Regions from separate parts of the Homo sapiens genome. Here region 2 is linked to region 1. The links are chromatin contacts, found by Hi-C or POLR2A ChIA-PET in ENCODE. All regions are on one chromosome and are shown on one strand. The core of a region is the stretch at or near the end of the contact, and the rest is flanking DNA. Distances in the headings are between cores, read along the strand shown.

Region 1 (3,041 bases), core at 31-2,530:
TTTTTCTTATTTTTTTTGTAGAGACAGGGTTTCACCGTGTTGCTCAGGCTGGTCTTGAACTCCTGAGCTCAAGCAATCCACCCACCTTGGCCTCCCAAAGCTTGGGATTACAGGTGTGAGCCATGGCACCCAGCCTACCTGGGGGATTTCTAAACATGCACCTGCCTCAGCAATCCCAGGGGACTCTTTGTGCTCCCAGGGATTCTATTGCACGCCTCTGTTGAGAATGACTGGACTGTGATGGATATAAACTTGGGCTCTAATTCTGGCACTGCTACCTAGGAGCTCTCTGACACTACACACTTTCCTCAGCTTCTCTGAACGTTACAGTCCTCGTTTGTGGAAAAAAAACAGTATGATACCTGTCCTGCCTTCAACGTAGGTTGAAGGAGAGGATTAAATAAAGTGATGCATGTAAAACATTCTGAAAACTGTGAAGTGTTACAGCCAGCCGGATTCCATAGGGAAAAAAAATGACAATAATAATAAACCCTGAGAAAGACGTGAGGTGACACTGGGTCAATTCATGGGCCCTCTGTGGACGGCTGTTGTGTCCTCCTGTGATCGGAGAAGGCGGCTGGGTGGCAGCGGGGGAATTTAGGACACTGGGGTTCTGTTTCCTGGTTTGTGTGGGAGTCTGTGTGAGCGCTGGGTAGTGGAGGAAAATGGATAAACTTATCTGCTTCACACCTGCAAACTGCCATCCAGAGCTCCACTAAGACTGGATGGGAATGGCCAAAGGAAAGTGGGGAAGGAAGGCTAAAGGGAGACTGTTGGCTCAGATTTTAGGCTTCTGTCCTTCCTTGGATCACAAACTGCTTCCGTGGGCAAATTAACCCTGCTGAAAGGAGTTATTACAGCAGCAGATAACAGAGAGAGAGGGGATTTTCCTGGGTTGGGCAGGAGAGGAAACCTTGGCCTCTTTATCACCCTCCTTCAATAAGATGCTTGTCAGCCCTGGTTTTTGTTTTTGTCATCTACTAAACTTGGGAGAGCATTAGTCATAGTTGTCCATAGCACCCAGGAAGTAAGCAACACACCAAATACTGGGGATGCAAGTTTCCCACACCAGCAGTTTTCCAGGCCCCAAAATACCAGTCACGCTTTAAGAAAGCCACAGAAGTGGAGATAGGCCCTCCCTCTTCGCACAGACTTCAACATTTAAAAACAAGTCAGGCCACCCAGACCTGTGGGCTCTGGGCCTCGCCCATCTCCATGGCAACCCTTGGCTCACTACTGCATGCCAAGCCTTGGATGGGCTGATTCACTCCTCAGGAAGCCGGGCCAGGCAGTGCCAGCAAGAACAAACAGGATCCCGATGCCCACAGCCTCCTCCAACCCTCTCTGTGTCCTCCTCTCCCACCTCCAAATGAAGGCTGGGGCTGTTGTCTTTGGAAGGGCAAAGCCACTTGGGCAGGACTAGAGGCTTTGGGGTGCTCCCTTATCCAGCTCCACCACACAGTAAACACCGGGAACAAGAAAACCAAAACTCCGCTGTAATCAGCAGAAGAAATTGCCACGACTTGCTCTCCTTAAGCGTCCCAACTAAACTACTGTAATAGCTCATGGCGGAATTTCTAGATGACAACAGGGCATATTACTAACTTTAGTTTTACTACAGCCAAGTTGAAAAGCCCCAGAGATCACAGCCCTAGAGAACCAGAACTCCCTTTTGTAGGTATGACTGGTTGGTCAGGCGCATCCTGGGGGCCATCTCTCCTCTCCAGACAACTTCTGCTCTTGGGACTTCTACCGAGCCACTGTCTGAAGGCAGTGCTCAAACCTTCAGAAATTCTTATCTTCAAAGGCAACCCAGGAAACTCTTCTCTATGCCAGTCCAGCAGCTCTCGAAATGACCCCAGACCAGCAGCAGGATGACCCAGGAACCTGGACATGCAAATTCGCAGTTCCCTCCTAGACTCACTCAGTGAAACTGGAGTGGGACTGGGCCGGCACTCTGTTTTCCAACACCTCCCCAGGTGACTCTCATCACGCTCAAGTTTAAGAACCACTACTCTAGGCCTTCATTTACACACCAATAATCAGGAAGGACAGAGAAAAGCTCTCTCTGGGGGTTCTGAATCCAGAGAATAGCTTTCTAAATGCCAGTGCCGAAAAGCCTGAAGGCATGGATGGGAGGTGTGAGCTTCCTCTGAGCTGGAGGTGCTTTGTGTGTGTTAGGGAGAGCTCACTGCCCAGCCCCACGAGGGAGCAGGACTGGCACCTACTACTTTACACTCCGATCTGGAGAGTGGGGCATTTGGGGGCTCAAATGCTTTGACCAGCACTGTGAGCCACGGGGAGGGAACCTGGGGTCACCCTGGAAATGCGGCATTGTGACCATTAAGGGTGAGGATGCAGAGAGGTGGGAAGGCAGGAAGAGGTAAGAAAGGAGAGAGAACGGCTGGACAACTCTGTGCTGAACCCACTGAGCCAGGAAGTCATGGTAAAGGGCTCAAGTTGGAACCTGCGTTTGGCTCCCAAATGCACATCCACCACCCAGGCCCTGCCTGCGTGAACTCTCCTCTGGTAACAGGCCCTGGTGACTCAGTGGGCCCGTGAGAGGCTCCCACAACCTGCAGCAGGGCACTCCTGGTAAGAACCTCCCCCCTGAATTCTGCAGCCGGCTGTGCTCCCTAGGCCAGCTCGCTGTTATGCATGAGACTGGACTTCTCCTCAAACCTCCCCGAACTCTAGAAAAACAATTTTTTAAAAGAATACACTCAGAGGCTGATGGTCAGGCCTCTGACCTGACCTAGCACTTTGGGAGGCTGAGAGGGGGGCGGAATGCTTGAGCTCAGGAGTTGGAGACCAGCCTGGGCAATATGGTAAAACCCAGTCTCTACTAAAAAATACAAAAACTTAGCTGGGAATGGTGGCACACGCCTGTAGTTCCAGCTACTTGGGGGGCTGAGGAAGGAGGATGGCTTAAATCCAGGAGGTCAAGGCTGCAGTGAGTTGACACTGCGCCACTGCACTCCAGCCTGGGTGACAGAGACCCCATCTCAAAAAAAAAAAAAAAAAAAAAAAAGAGGCTAATG
Region 2 (2,851 bases), core at 201-2,700, 210 kb before region 1:
TCTCCTGCATCAACCTCCCGAGTAGCTGGAATTACAGGTGCATGCCACCATGCCCAGCTAATTTTTGTATTTTTAGTAGAGATGGGGTTTTGCTATGTTGGCCAGGATGGTCTCGATCTCCTGACCTCGTGATCCACCTGCCTCAGCCTCCCAAAGTGCTGGGATTACAGGCGTGAGCCACCACGCCCGGCCAGCCTGTTTTAAAAAATTATTTTATTTTCTACTTAAAATGTTATTAAGCAATAATCAAATATTTCTTACTCTGATTTCTTGGCCCCACTCCTCCTGAGGATTCTCTGCTTGAATTTTTCAGAGCAAGGGCGACCCCTGTCTTAGGAGAGGTAGGAGAGTGCCTCATGGACAGCATCTGGTTGTTCCTTCTCCCTGGCAAGGGGCCTGCCTCTCTTTTTCATACCTGAGATGACCGACAGCAGTAACATCTGACTTTGTCTTTTCCTTTCTTATTTGGGGCATCGCAGGCTACCTATATTTGCTGAAGGAAATCTTACACAAAGCTGCGATAATTCTAGCACAGAGCAAGAAATAGAGCCTAAGGAACAAACCACCCATTTTCTCTCCACTCGGTAAAAAATTATCTCTGGGAAATGAAATAGCCCAAGTCTGGCAGTTCCATGTTCTTCTTCTTTTTGTGTTTTAGAGACAGCCTTGCTTACTCACCCAGGCTGGAGTGCAGTGGCACAATCATGGCTCACTGTAGCCTCGAATTCCTGGGCTCAAGAGATCTTTCTACCTCAGCCTCCAGAGTATCTAGGACCAGAGGTGCACACTACCACGCCTGACTGATTTTTAATTTTATGTAGAGACTGGGTCTCTTTATGTTTCTCAGGCTGGTCTCAAATTCCTGGCCTCAAGAAATCCTTCCACCCCAGCCTCTCAAAGTGCTGAGATTACAGGCATGAACCACTGCCCCTGGTCCATGTTCTTCTTATATTGCTTTTCTAAAGTACTTCTTTTTGCAGATAGAGAAAGGCTTGTTAACTGGCCTCATGACTCAGCCTGCCAGGCACAATTGTCCATCGGCCCCAGCACAGTTGTATTTTTGTGTTTGTTTTGTTCTTTCCATAAATGATATACAGTATGTATCCTACGATTTGCTTTTCGTGCTTTTAATCCAGTTATATGTCTTGGAGATCATTTCATTTTATACTTCTAGAACTACTCGTTTCGTTAAATAGAGAATGGATGTGCAGAGGCTTTTTAGCCATTCTCCTGGTTCCCGAATACTTAGGTTGTTCCCAACAATGCACTATCGTAAGTGGTGTTGCATAAACATCTCATACTTCGCTGTGCATGTGGGAGTGTCTCTCTAGAATAAGTGCGGGGCATCGGAATCGCTGAGTCACAGGGTGTGCACATTTTTCACTTTAACAGATGCTGGCGAGTTGCCCTCCAGAGTGGCCCTACCAATTCACACTCCCACCAGCAGTGGAATGATAGCACATATTTCCTCACGTCCTGCCAGGCTTTCGTATTAGCAAACTGTTTTTGAGCATCTCATTGGAGGAAAGTGCTGTCTCATTGTTTCAGTGTGCACTCTTCCCATTCCCGGGGAGGCTGAGCGTCTTTCCATGATCGCGCTGTTTGTGTTTCCTCTTTTGTGACCAAGGCCTTTTTACCCTTATGTCACCACCAGTGTTCTGAAGTCCACCCTTGGCTCTCCCCCACAGCAATCTTGTCCTCCAGACCCAACCTGCATTGCCTCTGCCAATCACAGGGGTGCCAAACATGGTATACACTTGCCATCTGCCCTGGGGGCTGAAAAAAGCCTCGTGGTGACAGGGGAGATCTCTGCTGTCCCTCCCTTACTAATGTCAGGGGACTTCAGACCTCCACAGAGGGTGTGTCCTTTACCTCACTTGTCACACGGCAGCTGGGACTTGCGTGACCCCTAAACTCCTTCTGCTTCAGCATTTGATGACCCCCCAAACTGCACTGACCTCCAGCCCAAACTGAAGGGATCCCTGGTGCCTGTTGACTTTTACTGAGATGAAATGAATCATTTTAATAATTTAAAAATGTACAATTCAGTGGCTAGACTTTTACTGAGATAAAATGAATCATTTTCATCATTTAAAAATGTGCAATTCAGTGCTTTTACTATATTCACAAAGATGTGCAAATATCACAGATACATTTCTATTTTTGAAAAAGTTATAACTACCCTAGTTGGTGTGAAGTGGTATCTTATTGTGGTTTTGATTTGTATTTCACTAAGACTAATGATGTTGAGAATCTTCTTATGTGCTCATCGCCATTTGTATATTTTCTTTGGAGAAATGTCTGTTCAAGTCCTTTGCCCGTGTTTAAATTAAATTATTTGTGTCTTTTGTTGCTGAGTTGCAAGAGTTTTTTTTTTTTTCTTTTTGATATTATGAATTCTAGACCTTACTAGATAAGTGATTTGAAAATATTTTCTCTGGCCCGGGGCGGGGGCTCACACCTGTAATTCCAGCACTTTGGGAGGCCGAGGCGGGCAGATCACGAGGTCAGGAGATCGAGACCATCCTGGCTAACACAGTGAAACCCCGTCTCTACTAAAAATTAAAAAAAAAAAAAAAAAAAATTTAGCCAGGCGTTGTGGCGGGCGCCTGTAGTCCCAGCTACTCGGGAGGCTGAGGCAGGAGCATGGTGTGGAACCCGGGAGGCAGAGTTTGCAGTGAGCCGAGATCGCACAACTGAACTCCAGCCTGGGCGATAGAGCGAGACTCCGTCTCAGAAAAAAAAAAAAAAAAATTTATCCCATACTGTGGGTTGTCTTTTTACCTTCTTAATAGTGCCCTTTGATGCATAAAAATTTCACATTTTGGGCCGGGCATGGTGGCTCATGCCT

What was found. A loop is a pair of places that touch in the nucleus more often than their neighbours do. ChIA-PET counts read pairs that join two places held with the same protein, here RNA polymerase II (POLR2A). Pooled maps may share reads with other maps.
Region 2: a map of PC-9 shows a loop between it and region 1 (13-fold over the local background). The contact joins two enhancer-like sites. A Hi-C loop is called at or near these places in 1 of 168 maps with a recorded cell type or tissue (PC-9) and 1 of 50 pooled maps. POLR2A ChIA-PET finds 5 or more read pairs at or near these places in 4 of 52 experiments (GM12878, H1, HEK293T and 1 more).

Annotation. Positions count from the first base shown.
Region 1 is chr12:6,214,335-6,217,375 of GRCh38, reverse strand. All of the region lies in intron 1 of CD9 (CD9 molecule), which reads right to left. Among named protein-coding and RNA genes, the nearest start is that of CD9, 15 kb to the right of the region's middle. RefSeq lists enhancers at 1,518-2,021, 2,022-2,523, 2,524-3,027 and a silencer at 1,899-2,193. Within about 2 kb of position 1,280, at least 24 of the 41 ENCODE cell types and tissues checked have a DNase peak (open chromatin) inside an H3K27ac peak, as active enhancers do; they include PC-9, where a contact is called at or near this core.
Region 2 is chr12:6,429,255-6,432,105 of GRCh38, reverse strand. No RefSeq gene overlaps it. Among named protein-coding and RNA genes, the nearest start is that of CD27, 14 kb to the left of the region's middle. Within about 2 kb of position 1,450, at least 31 of the 41 ENCODE cell types and tissues checked have a DNase peak (open chromatin) inside an H3K27ac peak, as active enhancers do; they include PC-9, where a contact is called at or near this core.